2 separate regions of the Homo sapiens genome follow, and region 2 is linked to region 1. A link is a loop called in an ENCODE intact Hi-C map of the cell type or tissue named here. Cell type or tissue: heart right ventricle. All regions are shown on one strand. Links, peaks and the distances in the headings refer to the core of each region. The heading gives the core; the rest is flanking DNA.

What was found. Hi-C counts contacts between places; a loop is a spot of excess contacts. Peaks named below come from ENCODE experiments on the same cell type or tissue, not always from the same donor. Only the 100,000 strongest peaks of a DNase experiment are listed, where the experiment ranks them.
Region 2: it touches region 1 in a loop (2.3-fold over the local background); 22 of 110 quality-filtered maps call a loop at or near these places.

Annotation. Positions count from the first base shown.
Region 1 is chr3:172,475,117-172,480,501 of GRCh38, forward strand. No RefSeq gene overlaps it. Among named protein-coding and RNA genes, the nearest start is that of GHSR, 29 kb to the left of the region's middle. In heart right ventricle, for the core only: CTCF peaks have their summits at 2,374 and 2,583; a DNase peak (open chromatin) is centred at 2,375; H3K4me3 peaks cover 1,240 bases; H3K27ac peaks cover 1,423 bases.
Region 2 is chr3:172,362,561-172,367,945 of GRCh38, forward strand. It overlaps FNDC3B (fibronectin type III domain containing 3B), which reads left to right. Exons shown (of 26, transcript NM_022763.4): 23 at 73-285. Among named protein-coding and RNA genes, the nearest start is that of GHSR, 83 kb to the right of the region's middle. In heart right ventricle, for the core only: no CTCF peak of the experiment used is centred there; no DNase peak of the experiment used is centred there; H3K27ac peaks cover 332 bases.

The sequences.
Region 1 (5,385 bases), core at 282-5,281:
GCCACAAGGCCCTGATATAAATTTGGTGACATATGTTAACTCAGTTAACTCTTTTAATGCTAGAAGTAGATAATATTCTCATTTTATAAGGGAAGAAATGGAGGCTCAGAGATGTTTTCCCCAAATTACTCAGATTTTAAGCAGTGAAATGGGTTTCTAACACAGATCTGATGCCAAATTTATGCTAATATGTTACACTAAACTGTCTTTTTTCTTTTGTCTTCTTTTTTTCTCTTTTCTTTTTTTTAAACTTTTATTTTAGGTTCAGGGGTACATGTGCAGGTTTGTTACATAGATAAACTTGTGTCATGGGGGTTTGTTATACAGATTATTTCATCACCCAGGTACTAAGCCTAGTATCTAATAGTCATTTTTTCTGCTCCTCTCTCTCCTCCCACCCTCTACCCTTGAGTAGGCCTCCATGTCTGTGGTTCCCTTCTTTATGTCCATGAGTTCTCATCATTTAGCTCCCACATATAAGTGAGAACATGCGAAGAGAGAATATTAAGGGACTTCGGTTTTGATTTAGGGGCGCAAGTGTCTCAGAAGCAGATTATGTTTGTATTCGTGTGAGTAGAGCTTAGGCTAACACTGTGGTTTTTTATTTTTTTCCCCCAGAATTACATAGAAACGCTCATCTCACCTAACCCCTTTTTCGGTTTGGACATATTCCATCCCAGTAGTAGTTTAACACTTGAGACAAACCTAAGGCCAAGACTTTTCACTGACTATAATAATTCTGTGACCTCAGTTTCTTATCTCTGTCCCCATGTCACAGGGCCACACAAGGTGTTTTGGGAATTGAGGGAGCATGCCAACAACTAACTATAGCAGAGAAAGAGTTCAATAGACGGCTCCTCCTCCTCTTCCACATGATTTTTTTTTTTTAAACAGAGTTTTGCTCTTGTTGCCCAGGCTAGAGTGCAATGGCACGATCTCAGCTCACTGAAGCCTCTGCCTCCCAGGTTCAAGCGATTCTCCTGCCTCAGCCTCCCAAGTAGCTGGGATTACAGGCATTCGCCACCACATCCTATTTTTAGGAAAGATGGGTTTTCACCATGTTAGCCAGGCTGGTCTCGAACTGCTGACCTCAGGTTATCCACCCGCCTCCGCCTCCCAAAGTGCTGGGATTACAGGGGTAAGCCACCATGCCCTGCCCACATGATTATTATTAACTCCCTGGAGTTAAAGTTGCCCCCAACCAGAAGTCTGCCCAAGTGTAAACAGCACCGCGCCCAGGTCACTCTCCAACTTTCCACTCATGTGATGAGCTTCCTGGAGCTTGGGGGAAAGAGGAGGACTCCTCTCCACCCTTCAGCCTGTACCATGGACTGTGTTGTATATCCTCCTGATCTTCATCCATTGCCTGTGCCCCTCCAGGAGGGAGAGGATTGGGAGACAAAAGGGGATGGGTTGCAGGCAGGCAGGCAGTGTGGCAAGTTTGTAGGGAAGGGAACGTGTGCAAAAAGGGGAAGCAGGCGTTGCAGAAGCAGAATGCTCATCTTCCCAATGTATCCTAAGGATGCGTTCATCTCACTTCACAGGGCAGTTAGGAGCAAGTGAGTTTCACAAGTTGAACCAAATTCTTAATGCAGAAAGGAAGCTTACTTTTAAAGAAAGACTGCTATTCATTTCTTTCTAAAATGCTCTTTTGTAATCTCTTAAATTTATCTGTTTTATTAAACTTGAGGGTTTTATACATTGATTTTTCTCAAAACAGGACGTACTTGAGCCCTGTTTTATACTTATCTATTTTAACTAGGTCATTTCCAATTTTGACGTCAATATGACTTTCTGGGAGATTTTAAGAATAAAGAGAAATCTGAAATCAAAATCAGCATGAAAGCAATTAAAATGAGGCTGTAAAACCTCTGTACCAGAGGTTTTCTTCGTCTTCTTTTCTTTTCTTTCCTTTTTTTTTTTTTTTTTTGAGACGGAGTCTTGCTCTGTCACCCAGGCTGGAGTGCAGTGGCGCGATCTCGGCTCACTGCAAGCTCCGCCTCCCTCTTTTTTTTTTTTTTTAAGCATATTGAATGCTTAGAACTTGCCAGGCCGTATCTCAGCACGTCACTCATATTAATCATTTCCTAATAACCGCTACAAGTTGGGTTTTGTTATTATCCCCATTTGAATAAATAAGGCACGGAGACACAGAGAGGATATGACATAACTACCAGAAGCCATTGGTGGCAAGATCTCAATCAGGACATGTCGGTACAATGCTCTGATTATCTCGTCTGCATCCCTGATTACTTATGGTCCAGATATAAACTACTCCTCTTCACTTTCATTTTAACCAGAATTTGAAGTCATTTTATTCTCTCTCAAGTACTTTGGGCTTTGAGGAAAATAAGGGAAACTCGCCACCTGGTGGCAGCTCATAGTGTGTGGTAACAAGGTGGCTGCCCCCTGTCTGGTTTCAAGGAGAGAGGAGAGAATGTCCCTGCCTTGCTATTCACGCCTCTCAAACAGCTGAGCTGACCTCTCCTCAAGGGCCATTGTCTTTAGAAATCCCTCGCCCTGTCTAGGTCCATTCTGATAAAAATTGGAGTAGCAGTTTTTTCTCTATGCTTCAAGTGAGGAGGTTGGATGGGACAGAGTCCAGCGATGAGAGGCCAAGACTCTCTTGACCTTATTTCATTGTCAAAAAGATCAGTATTCATGTTCTACAAGAAGGAATCCACAGTTGTCCAGAAAACTGTCCTTCAAAAATAGCCAGTCCACAGCTGCTTCCCGTATCTTAGGCTTTAGTTTCTGAAGCAGAGGAAGTAACATGCAGGCATCATCCCTTGTTAAAACAATTCATAGAATTAAAATGTTGCAGGTGAATTGAATTTTTGAACATTTAATCAGAATGATCACTTGGGTATCTTGTTTTCTTAAATACTTAATTCGCACACCACAGGGTTTGAAATGTAGGTTTTTCAAGTCTACATAGGTTCTATTCGTGATTTTCAGTTGCCTGTCAGTGAACAGGTGCCAAGTTAGCTGTATCAGAATCACTTGTGGAAATTAAAACGTAAACAAACACAGGAAGATTCCAATTCAGTAGGTCTCTGAGGAAGACTGAGCATCAGCATTTTTAAATGCTCACCAGGAGGTACTGAGAAGCAGTGTGCTTAGGAAGCCACTGTACCTGCACCACCTTTGCTGACCAGAATGGAAGCAGCAGGTAAAGAATGTTGGTGGTTAACACAAAAATTAGATACTGTTTTCACTCATCAGGCTGGCAAACAGGAACACAAATAGTAATATTTCACTCTGGTGATGATGTGGGGACCAGAGCATTCTCATTTTCTGTTGCTAGGTGTGTAATGTGCTACAAAAGATTAAGGAAGTAATCAGGGAGTTATTTATTTATTTTCATTTTTTTGTAGAGATGGGGTTTCCCTGTGTTGCCCACGCTGGTCTCAAACTCCTGGCCTCAAGTGATCCACCTGCCTCAGCCTCCCAAAATGCTTGGATTACAGATATGTGCTGTCTCAGCCAGGCCAGACAGGTATTTTTAACATCTAAAATGTTAAATTGGCCCAGAAATCCCAATTTGGAATCCAGAATGTTGAGATCAATGACAAAAATGTTTATTGTAGCATTATTTGTAGTGACAAATAATTGGGAACAATCAAATCTTGGAATAAATTATAATCTATTCATTCAATGAGTTATTATGCAGTATTTTAAAAGAACCAATTAAATCTGTATACTTTGATCTGGAAAGGAGTCTATGTACTATTAAAGGAATGAGTTGCTGAGTTTTATACACAACTGCATATGCATATACCTATATATGTATGTATATATATTTCCATTTGTAAAACAAAAAATTAATTAAGCTAGAATATTGGGAACAGGGAGAAACATATGAAAGGACACAGAGTTTTTTGGTTTTTTGGTTTTTTTTTAGATGGAGTCTCACTGGAGATTGTACTGCAACCTCTGCCTCCTGGGTTCAAGTGATTCTCCTGCCTCCGCTACCCAAGTAGCTGGGATTACAGGTGCATTGCCACCATGCCTGTCTAATTTTTCTATTTTTGAAAGAGATGGGGTTTCACCATGTTGGCCAGGCTGGTCTTGGACTCCTGACCTCAAGTGATCCACCTGCCTCAGCCTCCCAAAGTGCTGGGATTACAGACATGAGCCACTGCACCCAGCCAGGACACAGAGTTTTAATATTGGATCCTTCATGATGGGAAGGGAGTGGGGGGATTACAGATTTTTAACATTTTTCTTCATACATTTCTACATTTCACTCATAATAAAAAACATACCTTTCATGTGCAATTTATAAGATCCAATAAAGTTTTTAAAAATGTTGGTTGGACCAAAGAGTAGTGCATTACCCCCCCAAATCCCTGGTTTGGCATGCTTACCAACACTATTCAGGTAAGATTTAAACTGCAAAATTATAATGTATGTGTAAGGTGTAAAAAAAGATACTACAGAGAACCAGCCCTATGAACCCACATAAAATTAATGAATCCAACCCAATAGTCCCATGAACAGTTTTTGGGTTTTTTTTTTCTTTGGATAAACGTAGAAATAGACTTTTCTGATCTTACAGTGTGAAACTTACCTTTGTTTTATCTGAGTTCCTTCCTCGGGAAAGGACCCCCAGGCCTCTCAAACAGTATCAAAGAACTGAGACTCACCACATCATGGCATCAGGACAATGAGACTCCAGGCCCCTCATTCATTATGATTGCTTTCTTACCCCTTTCCAGTTCCTGCTTTCTCACACATAGTTACATTTCTTCCCTGCTATATAAACCCCTAATTTTAGTCACTCAGGGAGATGGATTTGAGACTGATCCCCAATGTCCTCAGCTGTAGCACCTGATTAAAGTTTTCTTTCTTGGCAATAATTGTCTCAGTGATTGGCTTTCTGTGCGGCCAGCAGCAGGACCTACACTGAATCCCTGGTGCTTCAGTAACATTAAGAAACAGAACTTTATCGTATCTTTTTGTTTCTTATTTGATTTACCTTTTATTTTTTAAAATTCTTTTATTTTTAATTATTATGGATACAAAATATTTGCACATACTTATGGGGTACATGTGATGTACTGATGCAAACATACAATGTGTAATGATCAAATAAGGGTAATTAGGATATCCATCACCCCAAACATTTATTATTTCTTTGTGTTAGGAACACTCCAAAAGCACCATTTTAGTTCTTTTGAAAAATACAACAAATTATTGTTAACAATAGTATCCCTATTATGCTATCAAACACTAGATCTTACTCAGGGGGAGTAACTCTACTTTTGTACCCATTAACTATCCCCTCTTTATCCCTTGCTCCCCGCTACTCTTCCCAGCCTCTGGTAACCATCATTCTACTCTCTCTTGTCTCCATGAGGTCAATTTTTTCTTTTAATTCCC
Region 2 (5,385 bases), core at 174-5,173, 110 kb before region 1:
ATGTTTATTTCGAATGAAGAATTGCTGCTGCTTTAACCTGCATTGTCTGTATTTTTTTTTTCCTTTCTCTAGGATCAGAATTCAGGCTATAAATGAAATTGGAGCTGGACCATTTAGTCAGTTCATTAAAGCAAAAACTCGGCCATTACCACCCTTGCCTCCTAGGCTAGAATGTGCTGCTGCTGGTCCTCAGAGCCTGAAGCTAAAATGGGGAGACAGTAACTCCAAGACACATGCTGCTGAGGACATTGTGTACACACTACAGCTGGAGGACAGAAACAAGAGGTGAGGTGGGGGTGAGGATGCTCCTGAAGCTTCTGTAGCTTTGGCTTGTGGGATGAAATCTCAATTGTACATTTTTATTTGCTTGCACTAAGACCCTCTTCCTTCTTGTTCAGAGGCTTCCTTTGACTTGAGCCCTGCGTTTTATACCCGGAGTCGTTCCTTTTATTCTCTATTTGGAATTTCTAAACATTCTAAAGATCCTGATTTCCCTACATAGCATAATATGCACTTTTTTTTCCTTTCATCAAGCCAGATAATGGAGAGAAAGTATCTAAAGAAAATTGTCAAATTCAAGTTCACACTATGTAATAGCATTATATTAGTCATGAGTGCAGAGGGAAATAAGACCCAGGAAGAGATGTTACCTCTTTAAATATTCAGTAACCATCAGGACAAACATGTTTACCAATGTGAAATAGCTGTGGGTGATGTACAGATGGGGACTGTACTCTGTAACTATGGGCAATGCAATATCAAATTAACCAGAGCAAATAGGAGATTCTTCATAAAACTCCATACCCAGGAAACATTCTTGGCTGTCAAAATCAAATGTAGCCTTTCACGTAGTATTTGTTTAACCTAACTTCATTTCCTCTGAAAATGTCCGATCAGAAGACAGCCAAACTGTATTTAGAAATAATCCAATGTCAAGCAAAAGTTAATGGTGACAGAATGTTCTGTTACCAAAAGTCCTAATCAGACAATCAGGTAAAGGGAATGGGAGATCACCATAAAACCAAAACAACCAAAATGCTACTTCCCTGCTTACCTACTGACACACAAAACCAGTGTCAGGATAGAAGCATTTCTGTTATTTCCTTTTATGCATGATACTATTCTGTTCCTTCACGTATGGAACCCATTCTAGTTACACGGAAAACCCTGTCCCAGTCTCCACCCCCTACTCTGCAGTCAAGCACTTTGATGGATTTCAGTACAGTGGAGTCCTGTGGGCCTTCAGTGGAGACCAAGATTAGAAATCACATAAGACCCTACCTCTAGAAGCATAGTATCAATTTTTAAAATGGCCATAGAACATTAGTGTCAGAGGAAAAAATTGCTTTGGGAGTTTGAAGGAGGCAGAGACCATCTGGTTTAAAAGATCAGGAAAGATTTCTTGAAAGAGGTGACATTTGAGCTTGACTTTGGAGGACCTGGCAAACCTGGTAATTTTTATGACAGAACAAAACGTGATTATCCTCTTGGAAATTAGTTCTAGTGAAGAGAACACAGGGGAGGTAAAGCTTCTTTTGATAGGTTCATGAAAGATTAAATTCATATCCACTGATACACAAGAGCATTCATCTTATTGTGCTATATGTGCCTTCGGATGTGTTTTCATGGGCTTTTTATTTTACTGGCTAGGGACAACTCAACAGGAGAGGGCTGGCAAGAACAGCAATTGTGAACTAACAGAAATCACAATCCATGTATAAAAAAACTAGCATTGGGGGAAATTTTTAAATGTCTTTTCATTTTTTCCCAGACCTGTGGCTTCCATTGGTGGTAAATCCTTAGAAAATAGCTTCTAGTTGTGCTGTTTTAGAAAAAAGTGAAGCACAGAAAAGTTGTTGAAAGTGGTAGCTAGCTGAGTTGGGATAAAGGCCAGTGCCTCCCAATTCCCCGTGCCCTGCCTCCACTGCCATCTTAGAAATGTGGGAAGTGAAGGCTCTGCCCCAAGGGCACCCCCTCTTGCTGCAATCCTGCCCTGTGTGGGGCAGCAGCCCACTAGTGCCTCATAGGGAGAACTATACAAATGTGTAGTCTGATCCAAGGTTTTCCATGACACGGTGGCTCCTGGGCAAAGAACAAAAGCTCCCCAAGCACTTTTCCAAATGAGGTTCCTGGCATGAGGCATTTAAATATGCCAGACAAAAAACAGTGCAGAATCTAGTAATCAATACATGTTGTTTCTTCCCCCCTCAAAAAGCCCAAGGCTTGCCTAATCAAATAAATGACTTGCCTAAATTTAAATGGCAATTTAAGAAAACTTCGCATTAGGAACAGTATTTTTCTTAATTACAGGAGCTAGAGTCCAAATTTATCTTTTTAAATTAGATTTGTCAGTGCTCTCAGAAAGTTATTAAAGTGATGGGAATATAGAGCATAATAAATTCTCATTCTATTTGTGAATAATTTTCCTGAGATTTAATAGAATGAAAACAGCCTAATTTTAGTTTGAAGATGACCTTCCTCAGTGTCTTGAAACTGAACTCTTGTAGTGAGTGGCCTTTTGAATTCAAGCCTTTAACTTTGGATCTTGGCACATGGGTATCAAGGAGAAACAATTTGAGTTGGATACATCATAATACTTTTTATTAGCATAGCCTTTGTCAATCTAGCCTCCTCAAGGTTCTTTAGGACCTGGCTTCTGCAGTTGAAAAGAACAGTGTCTTCCTCCCAAGGGGCAGCTGTCTTTTTCATTGAACTTGTTGCTAGAGGAGCTTCTAGTTTTAAAGCACATACTCTTTAGCGTATGTGTTAATTTCATTAACCACCAGTAAGTTCTTCTTATGCATGTGGCCAAAATAATGATATATCCCGCTTGTGGCCAAGGTGAGAACCATAGATAGGCTTGTTATTTTACTTTTCTTTCTTACCTGCAGGCTCTCAAAGATATTTTTTCTCCTTAAGTTTGAGCATATTTCATGTAAATAAAAGGGATCCCAAAGAGCATCTTGTGCGAACCCTTGGCTCAAGACAACCCAACCTAAAATTCATCTAGATCACCTGGACTTTTATGTTGAAAGGATTTTTCCCCCAGAATAGGACATTTGTTTCCCATCTATTCTGGCTTACAATACTGAAGAGTCCCAGTCCATATTTATGAAGGAAGCAGCCTTAAAGTGTTACCATGAACACTTTATAAACAGGCATTGTGGGCCTTTGAAAAGAAAGCTGCTGATGTCTGAGTTTTATGGGAGTCCTAGCCAGCTGTTTAAGTGTTCTTCTTAACACTTAAGTATATTTTGTAACAGAAGAAAAATGAAAATTAGTATATCTGCGCTTCATAATTATCATATTAAAGAGTTGAGTCGATTTTAGCAACTAAACTATTGCTCTCCAAATTTCCTTAATTCATTAAATAAAGGGGTTAAACTAGAAGACGATCTCTGATATCTTTTCACCTTAAGGCAACAAATCTTTGTAGAGTATTTGTGAATTAAATCCTTTATGAAAAGGTGTCCCTTGTAAATGATTGGGGCATGTTGCCTCTTTTCCTTCATATTTTTAGTTTCTGCTATTCATAAAAAAATAAGAAAAATACTAACTTCCCTTAAGAGTAACTACTTAATGTCCAAAAACCCCTCAGGTTCTGCAACTATGATGCACTGATTTATGATGTTTATTTATATACCTCTCAGAAAATTTGAAATGACCAAGAGATTTACAAATGCAATGTTCAGCCAAAAATGTTTTTAACATTCTAAAGGATACTTATATTTTTATTGTTGTTGTTTTGTTATTGTTGTTGTTGTTTTTACAGCCTCCCTCCCAGGAAACTTGGATTTATTGCATGCCTACAGGAGCGCTAAGCATTGAGAGCTTTGTCTACATTATTTAGTTCTTGAGTAAAAAGGGAAATATTTTCTAGAAAGTAGGGTTTGTACCAAAGCCTTCTACCATTTAGGTGAAAAAAAAAACATAGTTTCTGATAAGTTGAATTGATTTCAACTTACAATTATTGGAGTTTTATATGTCAAATAGAGGCACTGCTTCAGTATTAGATGGACAAAGATGACTAAGATCCCTGCCCTTAAGGAACTCACAGTCTGGTGGGTAATGGTAGAACACAGATGCTTTAAAGCAAATTATGATGTGGAAGGCCTAAAGATTGACACATGCACAAGGTATAGAGGGAAAATTGAAGAATGGCATCTAAGGTAGGCTTAAAATCAAATGAACACTTCTTAGAAAAGATGACAGGTTGAGTGAGTCTTAAAGGATGCCAGTCTTGTAACCTCATGCCTGGGGAGCATTGGGATGGAGACTAGTGATGAAGACTTGAGATAGGATGGAAATTACAGGCAAAACCTCCAAAGTATAGAAAGGTGCCCTGAGTCTTTCTCCAAGTAACTGTCTCTATTTTGTTATTTTCAGACCTGGTGCTTTCTTTCCCCTTAAGTTTGGGCATGTTTCATGTAAATAAAAGGGATCCCAAAGAGCATCTTGCCCAAACCCTTGGCTCAAGGCAAATCAACCTAGAATTCATCTAGATCACCTGGACTTGCTATGTTGAAAGGATTCTACCCCCCTGGGATAGGACATTTGTTTCCCATTTATTCTGGCTTATGATACTGAAGATTCCCCATCCACATTTATAAGTGGAAGCCACATATATAAGGCAGGAAGCAAGCCTTAAAGTAGTGCTTCATATTTATAGAACTAAGTTCATTTCAATGATAAGATTATGATCATTCAATCATCGATTTTTTTTTTTTCTTGAATTACTACTATGTGCTGGGCCTTATGAGGTATGTGGACTATCTATGAGAGCTTATCTTGCTAAGGGAGATAAATTAACATCAAACAATAAGCAGACAGTAAAACAGACAGCAGACAGCAAAACAAAAATTAAATTAGTTTGGCCTTAGAGTGATTAAGTCTATTATTCTTAACAGATCCAGCACAGAAGATATGAATGTCTTTGGTTCCCGTGTTATACAAGAAAAATATATCTCCAAAGTAAACATTTCCATAAAGCTGCATTAACCTCATACAGGCACTAGAATAACAGGATCAGCTTGTGCATTTTAAGATTGTAGCACTGTGCCGATGACTTTGAAGATGCGTTTATCTGTGTTAAATGAAATGTTATGCTGCCCTAACAGAATCGGAGTTGATGCTGCTTCCTGTCCTGACCCCTGTGGGTCTGTGTTCCCTGATAATTTTACACAACACTGAGGCGGGAAGAACGTAAATTCCAGGAATGCATTTATGGTTAATCTGTTGTTGAGGTTTAGTCAGACAGCCAGTGTTTTATAAACCAAGCCTCCCATGAAATTGGGCTGGAGGAAGAGGGATCTAATAGAGCAGATAATTACCACTTGCTCTCCATTAACTCAGCCCTTGTGCCCGGGACACTTTTCCTTTTGGCCA